Linked DNA regions of Mus musculus: region 2 is linked to region 1. Evidence: chromatin loops called from intact Hi-C (ENCODE). Cell type or tissue: left cerebral cortex. All regions are shown on one strand. Links, peaks and the distances in the headings refer to the core of each region. The heading gives the core; the rest is flanking DNA. Region 1 holds the start of Gfra1 (glial cell line derived neurotrophic factor family receptor alpha 1). Region 2 overlaps Atrnl1 (attractin like 1).

What was found. A loop is a pair of places that touch in the nucleus more often than their neighbours do. Peaks named below come from ENCODE experiments on the same cell type or tissue, not always from the same donor. Only the 100,000 strongest peaks of a DNase experiment are listed, where the experiment ranks them.
Region 2: a loop joins it to region 1, with 2.2 times the contacts of the local background. A loop is called at or near these places in 4 of 42 quality-filtered maps.

Annotation. Positions count from the first base shown.
Region 1 is chr19:58,453,628-58,458,013 of GRCm38, forward strand. It overlaps Gfra1 (glial cell line derived neurotrophic factor family receptor alpha 1), which reads right to left and starts at 1,771. Exons shown (of 11, transcript NM_010279.3): 1 at 1,571-1,771; 2 at 682-967. The coding sequence starts at 721. Gm41876 (a long non-coding RNA gene) reads left to right here and starts at 2,522. Exons shown (of 3, transcript XR_877966.1): 1 at 2,522-2,584. In left cerebral cortex, for the core only: CTCF peaks have their summits at 904 and 2,191; DNase peaks (open chromatin) are centred at 8, 884, 1,442, 1,734 and 2 more places; H3K4me3 peaks cover 2,914 bases; H3K27ac peaks cover 2,118 bases.
Region 2 is chr19:58,102,524-58,106,909 of GRCm38, forward strand. The region is part of intron 28 of Atrnl1 (attractin like 1); the gene reads left to right. Among named protein-coding and RNA genes, the nearest start is that of Gm50287, 4.9 kb to the left of the region's middle. In left cerebral cortex, for the core only: no CTCF peak of the experiment used is centred there; a DNase peak (open chromatin) is centred at 2,289.

The DNA.
Region 1 (4,386 bases), core at 1-4,000:
ATCACGCCCCTCCCCGGCTCAACAAGGAAGGTTCCACTGGCTGCCTTAGCGGGATTTGCCGGGGATCCCGCGCAGCCCCAGCGTCCCAAAGCAGAAGCAAGCACTCCTGACCCGCTGGCTGCCCCGCCTCCCCAGGCACCCGAGGCTGCAGTGTCTCCTGGCCAGCAGCGGGCAAAAGGGCACTGAGCTGAACAGCGAGGCTGGGTGCTTGGCACCCTTAGCGCTCTGAACGAAAGGCAGACGAGTGCCACAGTCTGCCCCGCGGGTGCGCAGAGACGTTTTTCCCTTAAAAGTTTTCCATTCCAAGTTTGCTCTCTTCCGACCCCAGCGGTATTTGACCACACTCCACCTGCCGGAGCGTCTCAGGGAGCTCCGACTTCCAAAGGGGAGTAACGCCCTGGGATGGAAGCCTACGACCCCTCAATTTTCCACCAGGCTGGGTTATTAGTTTTTGTTTTGTTTTGTTTCTCACCCCCTTTAAACACGGCAAAATAAAATCAACCGCTCAAAGACGCGCCAGCACTGCTTCCCAATCCCAGAGATTCTTGAACCTCTTCACCCCCTAGCGAAACTTCTTCCACCCACACTCAAGGCACCCACCCGCAATTCTGGAGTGGCTGCCGCAAGGGACCCCCCAATGAAAGACTCTGGATGAGAAAGCCAGCAGCGGTCTCGACTTACCCAGGAGTGGCAGCACGAAGTACAGAGTGGCTAGGAACATGGTGCCGCCGCGCAGCTGGTCCCCGCCCCCCCAAAATCCAAAGCCGCCACCGGATCTCGCGGAGAGAGCTCAGCGTGCAGAGATCCCCGGGCGACTGCGCTCCTCTGGCCACTCAAAGTTAAGCTCCATCCAGGGTGAGAGCAGACTCCCCGTTGCTCTGCCGCCCACCGCCGCCAGGGACTCAGCTCCGAGCGGGCGCGAGGGCGGGAGGCGGACCCGCTTTTAGGGGTTCAGTTCCGACCCAACCTGGAAGGAAGAGCGCGCTTTGAAATGAGAGCCCAGAGTGCTGAAGCCTCCAGCTCCCGCCCCTCTCCCCTCCCCCGCTCCCGCCTCGGGGGACTTCTCAACGCTACCCCCACTCGGGTCCGAGAGCAGGAGGTGCGAATTCATCTATTACGGGCACGAGGAAGCTCCGGAACCCGGGTTCTGGAGCTGGTAAGGTCCGCTAGGGCTCCCAACGTTCAAAGCTGGAGGATATCGCGCACAACCCAAGAGGCTGAACGCAAGCAAATAAATAACCATTACTTTCAGAGCAAGCGCCGGAAGCTAGCTGGCGCTGCCCGGAGTCGGAGCCTCGGTGGCGAAGGCTTCTTAGCCAACCCCGCTGGACCAAGACCCTGCTCCGGCTCCGGGAAGTTGGCCGCCCTCCCTGGCTCTCGCCCGACCACTCACTTGCTGGCTCGATCACTAGCGTTCTAGCTCTTCTGTCCCCGGCCACCGATCGCTACCCCAGTCACCGTCATCCCCTCCCCTGGACGAGCCTCTCTTCCCAGGCAGTCCGGCAAGAGGAAACTGACATCCCGCATCCCGCCTGGTACTGAAACCTGGCTTCTCCGCCCCTACTCCTACCTGCCGCTCATCCTGGGCTCCTTCCTAGACTTCAGTGCTTCACACGCACTTGCCTAGCGCCCGAACTCCTGTGCATCCACACCACTGCCCCGTGAGAGCGAGCTAGTCCACAGCATCTGCACACCCCAGCAGGTGCAGCCCCGCACCACTAGCGCCCCCCTGGCCCCAAAGTTGGAGGACGCCAGCAAAATGGAAAGGGATGGCTGGAGGGGAGGTGGCGATGGGTTCTCAAGTGGAATGAGAAAACTCTAAATGCCACGAACCTGAACCCAATTGACCGGTGTCCAGCTGCAGCGAGTAGCCAGTGTTTGTTTATTTATTCTTTGGGGTGTCCCCGCCTCCTCTTTCTCTTTCCGGCCTCACTTTCTCTGTGCTAGGTAAAAAAACGATGCCACAATCTGCTACAGCTCGGAGGACAGAGTTGGCCAGGACGATTTCCGAGCAGACCTCCCCGCCCCGGCTCGATGCCCGGTAGGGATGTCAGCGGTTATTGGAAGCGGTGGGAGGATAGCATGCCCAGATTGGTTTTGGCTAAAGGCCCCTCAGGCTGCTTCTGCTCCTGCCTCCGGGCAGCGCAGGGCCGGCTCTTCTGTGAAGCGCAGTTCCTCCGTCCGCCACAGCAGACTTACAGGCTGGCTGGCGGTGGGACCCAAGGCCAACAGGCAAGCAGGCTCAGGACCCGCAGCGCTACGCCGCCGCCGTCGCGGAGACTGCGCACCCCCACCCCCTTCAGTGCACAAGGGCTCTTTCTTTAGTGCAACACAGCAACCCATCCAGACCCTTTTGAACACAAAGTTGTTTTTTTTTCTCCACGTCATTCGCGGCTGTGACTCAAGACTTGGCAAGATTCAGACTCACTCAGACCTAAGCCCTGAGCGGCGATCCGGGATGCACCCACCCATTGATAAAATGCTTGTGCGAGCTCATGCACCTCTCTCCTCCTGGTATGACAGCGAGACAAAGCAAAGTCCACCCCAGCCCACTGCACTGAAGTCTGATCAGACCCAGCTTTAGGTAATTTTATAAGATGATTTCCATCTTTACTGTTTCAAGAGTAAATTTTTTTTCAAAAACATTTTATAAACAGAACACATCCACAGCCCTTCACCCCAACTTCAAGGATCGCTCCAGCGATGCTGCTGAACCCCGCTCTCCGTGACACCCGCTGTCCTTTAGGGGTCCAGAGATCTGTCTAGAGTATGTCCGTAGTAGTGTTTGACCGACCAGCTCGCTGCTTGGGGCTTGTGTCAGAGATCTTTTCTATGTCCAAGTTCATCATCTCTCAGGAAAACAGAGTTTGAATCGAATCTATGAGCCCAGCTGTCAAATCTGCAAACCCATCACCACAGACAATGGGCCGCCAAGGAGAACAAAAAAAGAGACGCTCTTTTTTTGATCCAGAGTGTTAATTGAAAAGGGCAAAGGCTTTAGTTTAAGGCGTAAGGGCCGGGAGAAGAGGAGGAGGGATGGGTAGCCCTCCATTCAAGTACACATCAGCCAGGCGTGCCCTTCAGCTGTGGCGGCTGTAGCATTGTTTGGAGTCCTCAAAGAGTCTGTGCCTCTGTGAGCAACCTGAACCCAGGGGACATCCCGCCAGTGCTAGCTCCTCCTTTGCCTTGCACGTGTTCCTCAGGGGCAGGTATGAAGTGTCTGAAGCCTTCGCCAGGAACCCCTCCCCCGGTGTCACATTCAATCACACCAGACTTACACAGATTTCCAGTTCAGTGTATCAGTTTACACTCCGTCGTTGAGTAAACAAAGAAAGCATATGTCACATTTTTTTTGCGACAGATGGTTCGATCCAAGGGCTACTTAAGTTCTTTCTCTAGCGATAGTCAGAAGTCTACAGGGTGGAACTACTGTGGGAGATGGAATTGAGTCTTCCAATCAGTGTCTCTGCGTACAGAAGCAGATTTCCATATTTTCACACCAAGGCAAAAATCTCCAGGAAGTGGATGTTAATGAGAAGACTTAGCTGAAGACTCCCATTGATGCTGAAAACATAAAACCCCCCTCCGTTGTCCTATTTCATAAGTGAGTGGGAATATTTTTCTCTGTCAATTCAGTGCTTTTCTTTGGGGACCACTTTGGGTGGTTGAAGAATAGTTAAGTTTCATTTAAGACACTAGCTAAGTCTATTCCAAATATTTTTTTGTTGGGAAAACACTTGGTTATTCTACTTAATCCTAGGGAGTTAGTTAAAATCTACTTTTAACAGAAAAGGAAAGACTGGTCTAAAGTTCTCTAAATGTGGAATAAAGGACTCTTTCGAAAATAGTTATGGCTTCAAGAATATTACATACCCCTTCTTCACTCTAGCCTTCAATATATGATAAATATATAAATATTTACATAATATATAATAAATATAGATATGGTGAAATTAGACCTTTGGGGTTTGGTTTGGTTTTGAGGGGTTATTAATTTTATTTTTATTTTTGTGTGTGTCCCAGTCCATGAAGGTCAGAGAGAACATCAAATCCCCTGGAGCTAGAAAGTGACAGGTTGTTTTCAGGCTCAACATGGGTGCTGGGAACCAGACTCAGGTCTTCTACAAGAGCAGTAAATAGTCTTAAGTCTTGAGCCATGCCCCCATCTTTGTTTAAAATAATTAATAATAAGGACAATAATAATAAATGCCCACTGTTTGCTACAACTGTGTTGACCAACACCAAAACTACCAGCCTCAGTGTCACTGCCATGAATTTAATTAAAATTAAGTACCAGGTAAGTGTGGTTAGTTCTCAGTGGCACCAACCAATGACTATACATGACCATGGTTACCATATCTGATAAGGCTTACAAAACTCTTCCAT
Region 2 (4,386 bases), core at 243-4,242, 350 kb before region 1:
AGTTACCAGTCAAATCTGCCACTCTGTAGCTCTCATATGGATACATCTCTGTATCCCCTCTGCCTCAGTTGCTTTATATATAAGACACAAACAGAGAAGGCCGCTCCACTCTGGGAACCAGAATTGCCCTCCAGTTTTTGCTCACACATACTTAGTTCTAAAACTCACCAGGGCCACCCTACACAAACCATAGGATGAAGGCTAAGTGCAACAGTATGCAAGGATCTCAGAATTAGGACCTGTCTCCTGCCCTCCTCCCCCCTCCAGGCCATCCCCTAGGGCTTGCAGCATGTGCAGCCCTCCAACCACGTCTGCCTGGAAGACTCCAGGTGTGCTGAAGAGAGGAGATGACTATGCATGATCAGGAATTTTATCACTTTACTGAGCTTTTAAAATGGGTAGAGATGGGTCAGACAGATGTCAAACAATATCAGACTGATGCTCTCGAATTTCCAGGGAGAATCATCTTACCTTGGGAAAGAACAAAAGTATGCACTGAATGTATTTAATTTTTTTTGATTAGAATGTATATTTCTGTTTAGAGTGTAGTTAAGCAGAGATCATGGGGCCCAAAGGATACTTTAAGCATCATTAAACATGATCTTCCCTAAGTGACGTCGATGGGAGAACGCAGGTTAGGGGAGTTCCTGCTTGGTCTGTGGCCCTTGAGAGTGTGTGAAGAACTGGAAAGTCAGCTTCTGCCTGGGTATTACCACCTGTGGGAGTGGGGTGAGGACCACGAAGACCTGCCATCTTATCTCTGGGCAAGGCTTGGCACTGCTAAAGCTGCCTGATCCCACTCACTTGATGCCTAAGTACCCGCTGCCCAACAGAAGCATCTAAATCGAGCCAAAAGGGCAACTGCCAGAACATCCTCCCAAACCGCTTCCATCCACAAGACCACATGGCCATGAAAGCCCTCTGCAGAGGGTGTGAGCCAGGGGCAGGGGTGTGGTTAACAACGCAGGCTCATCCTTTGTCCCCATGCACTTTGCATGGGCTTCTTACTTCAAGAGTTGTGTTGAGGGCCTCTTGTGACAGTGATTCTCACCAGCGCCATTCAGAGAAACCACACCCCTTCCCACCTCCAGGCCACTGTTCATCAAGTCCAGGAGCCAAGCCACAACCCCCTCCTCACTCCTGTCCTCCGTCCCATCCTCTCCTCACACACAGGTGGCTCCTGCCCATTGCCAGTGCTCAGATCGCATCTGAGAAGCCACCACACCCAACACACACGGCAGGGAAAGGCCATTGATAGTGTCATATGCCAGCCTTAAGTGCACTATTGGGGTGGGCAAATGCAACAAACTTTCCAGCAGACTTTTGTCAAGATTCTTACTTGGCTCAGTGCGGGTACTGCTCACCGTGGACGTCAAATGAGTTGTTAGACATCTGAATGAGAAGAAGCCAGGCCAATGGCTGGGCTTTAAATTCTAGTCCTGCATGCTAGTGGGTTTTCTTGCTGCTGCTGCTGCTGCTGCTGGTGGTTTGGTTTGGTTTGGTTTTTCAGTCTTAAGATACTGAATATAGCAATACTTTTTTATCAAAATGCACAAGCCATTTTCTTATGTTCTTTTTTTCAAATTTATTATTGCATGTGTGTGTGATGTAAGGGGATGGGGCCATTGAGCACGTGGGAGGTCGGAGGGCAGCTGTGCGGACCTGGTCCTCCCCTTCCACCTCTATGTGGGGTCTGAGGGGTCTTCAAGCTTATGGGCAAGCACTCTCCGTTCTGCGTCGTCTTGGCAGCCCCCACGGACCGTATCCAGTTTCATTCCCACACTCACTGGCTTCTGAGCTAACCAGAGTGACTGGCTGTGATACACTCATAAAAATCCCTGTCTCTTGTGCCTGTTTCTTCATATATAACATGAGAGCAACCTTATTTTCTCGTCACAGCCTCATGCTTGCTTTATAGGTGATAAAACTGAGGCCCAGTTAATTAATCGAAGAAAGCAACTACACTAAACTACAGAGTCAGTGGGTGTGGGGAAAGTGGACATCCCGCTGATGGCCCATCTTGCACAAGCCCTGTGCAGACAGCATGAGAGATGTGCAGTTACCAGTGTGAGGGACTGAGCTCAGGGTGCCTCCGGCCTTTGCTTTGCCAGCCTCACCCTGAGCCCCCACCCTCTTGCCCTCCTTACTGAGCAGCCTAACACTCGGGGACCTGTCTGTGTGCTCTGTCGGAAAGCTGGAAGCCTGGAAAGTCATCCGTGACTCATTTCCTGCCTCTGCATACCTTAGCAGAGCCCCGCATGGTGTGCTTCCTCTCTGCTGTTTTTCACACCACCACACCATGTGCTAACATAAGACTATTAAATGATTCAGTCTGACTGCAACCGCTTGCCACCCATTGCGGGTAACAGGAAGCATTTGGCTTGGAGAACTGTAGGAGACATGCAGCCTGGCTCTAGAAGCCAACTCTTACTAATCAAAAGAGCAAAAAGACAGCCAGAGCAAGCAGGGAAGCCAGGGAACACTACAGACAAAGAAGATGGTTGTTCTATGGTAGGAAAAGCTCATGAACATCAATGAAGATAAGCTAGCTTATCAATATGCAAGAGAAAAAAACATATAAAGAAGCCATTGATAAAGTAACAACTAATAAAATAGTGAGATTCCTATGGCCTAATTAGTAGTTGATTATACATACTAAAATAATAATAACACTCAGAACGGCCAAGTTAGTGCAGGATTGACTGTCGCTGTACACGTGAAAGGCCTTGTGATGATGGCGTGGCGTCTTCTGGTAAACCTGACTGGACTGCGCTTCTCAAGAGCCTTGGCTCACAGGCTCCGTGGGTTTCATAGGAATCCACCTGAGGAAAATGAACAGAAATTTGGTCCAATACTCATAAACTGGGGAGGTCAAATCAGCATTATTTATAATAGGAGAGCTGTGAACTTGATAAGTAACAGAAAATCTACATGGAATGTCACATAGCTTTAGGAGGCAGCATAATGATGCACGAGGTATGTGAAACCCCGGGGAAATGTCAAGGCACAGTCCACCAAAAATGATGGGGGAAGACAGTCCTGCTTCGTACAGTAGCAATGGGGAAATGCCTGGGCCTTTTCTACCTGAGAGGGCAGCCAAGGCAGGAAGGGCCTGGGGCTGAGGACAGAGTGCTGGCTGCTGTCACTCACCAACCGTGTGTCTGTAGCAGGCTCACTGGACTGGCCAGATCTCCCAGTGACCCCACATTCACTCACCTTTGCAGAGATGAGAGATACTGAGGAAAAGACTCTAAGAAGCATTGTCTGTGGCCAGAGTGTGGCACTCGAGAGAAGGGGGAAGCTTTTGGTGTGGCCAGAGCGTGGCACTCGAGAGGGGGAGCTGGTGGTGTGAGGGCTGATGCACTAAGAGCCTTACAAGCTTACCCGCAGTAGATTTATAAAATGGTATTTAATGGGTTCCTAATCTCTTTCCTTTCCACAGACAGGATGCTCTATCCCCCTCAACATCAGTGTCATAAACACAGTCCCAATCACCTAATTTACAGATGTCTCCTTACTAACATCTCCAGAGATGGCTAGAGAGTCACCCAGGCTCTTTAGGCACTACTGTCTTTAGTAAAAGGTGCTTAACTGCCCTGAAGCCGTACTATCCATCCTACCAATGAGGACAGTAACCCAAATCCCAAAGGGGCCAGGAGGGGCCATGGGACGATCAGATGGATTGATGCTGGTAAAGGATTCAGCTAGCACAACACCAGATGAAGAGCAATCAGTCAGCAGAAGGATCTGTTCGTCCTCTGCCCCTTACAGCCTTCCCAATCCCAATGCCAGAATGAGGTCTCTTCTCTCCCCGGCGTGCCCAACACAGGCCAGTGAGTGAGGCTGAGGCATTCAGGGTTGAGGGCTCTTAGCTAGCACAGCAGGCCCAGATCAGATGCAGTAATGGTGCACAGTTGTCACAGATAACCAGCCTGCTCTTGGCTACCCAAACCACCATGATTCTTACCTTGGTTCAAGTTTCAGGTATAAAGTTCAAAGTACTTTGAGAATGAGCCTGGCTTCTGAGACACACCAGAACGAGGTCGGGATGCTCTTTTGAGGGAAGTAAGATAGCACAAGGTGGGTGGACCAGGGAGAGGGAAACATGGGGCATGGACCCCAAGGGTGTGGGGATGTTGGGCTCTGAGATCATGCCCACCAAAAAGCAGGGACTGGTGTGTCTGGAATAGGCAGCAGTTGTCAAAGCAAATGGAGATGTGTGTGACACGTGAGGTCCCAGCTTGAGGGCTCCTGCTGTCACAATCCACAGAGTCACCTTCAGCCCTCCAGCTGCCTGTGGACTTCTGAAGAGGCAGCCCCAAGCTTCTGGCTCCTCGATGCTCACTTTCAGCGCAGTTGTAGACCAGGGTGAGCTACCATTCTCAT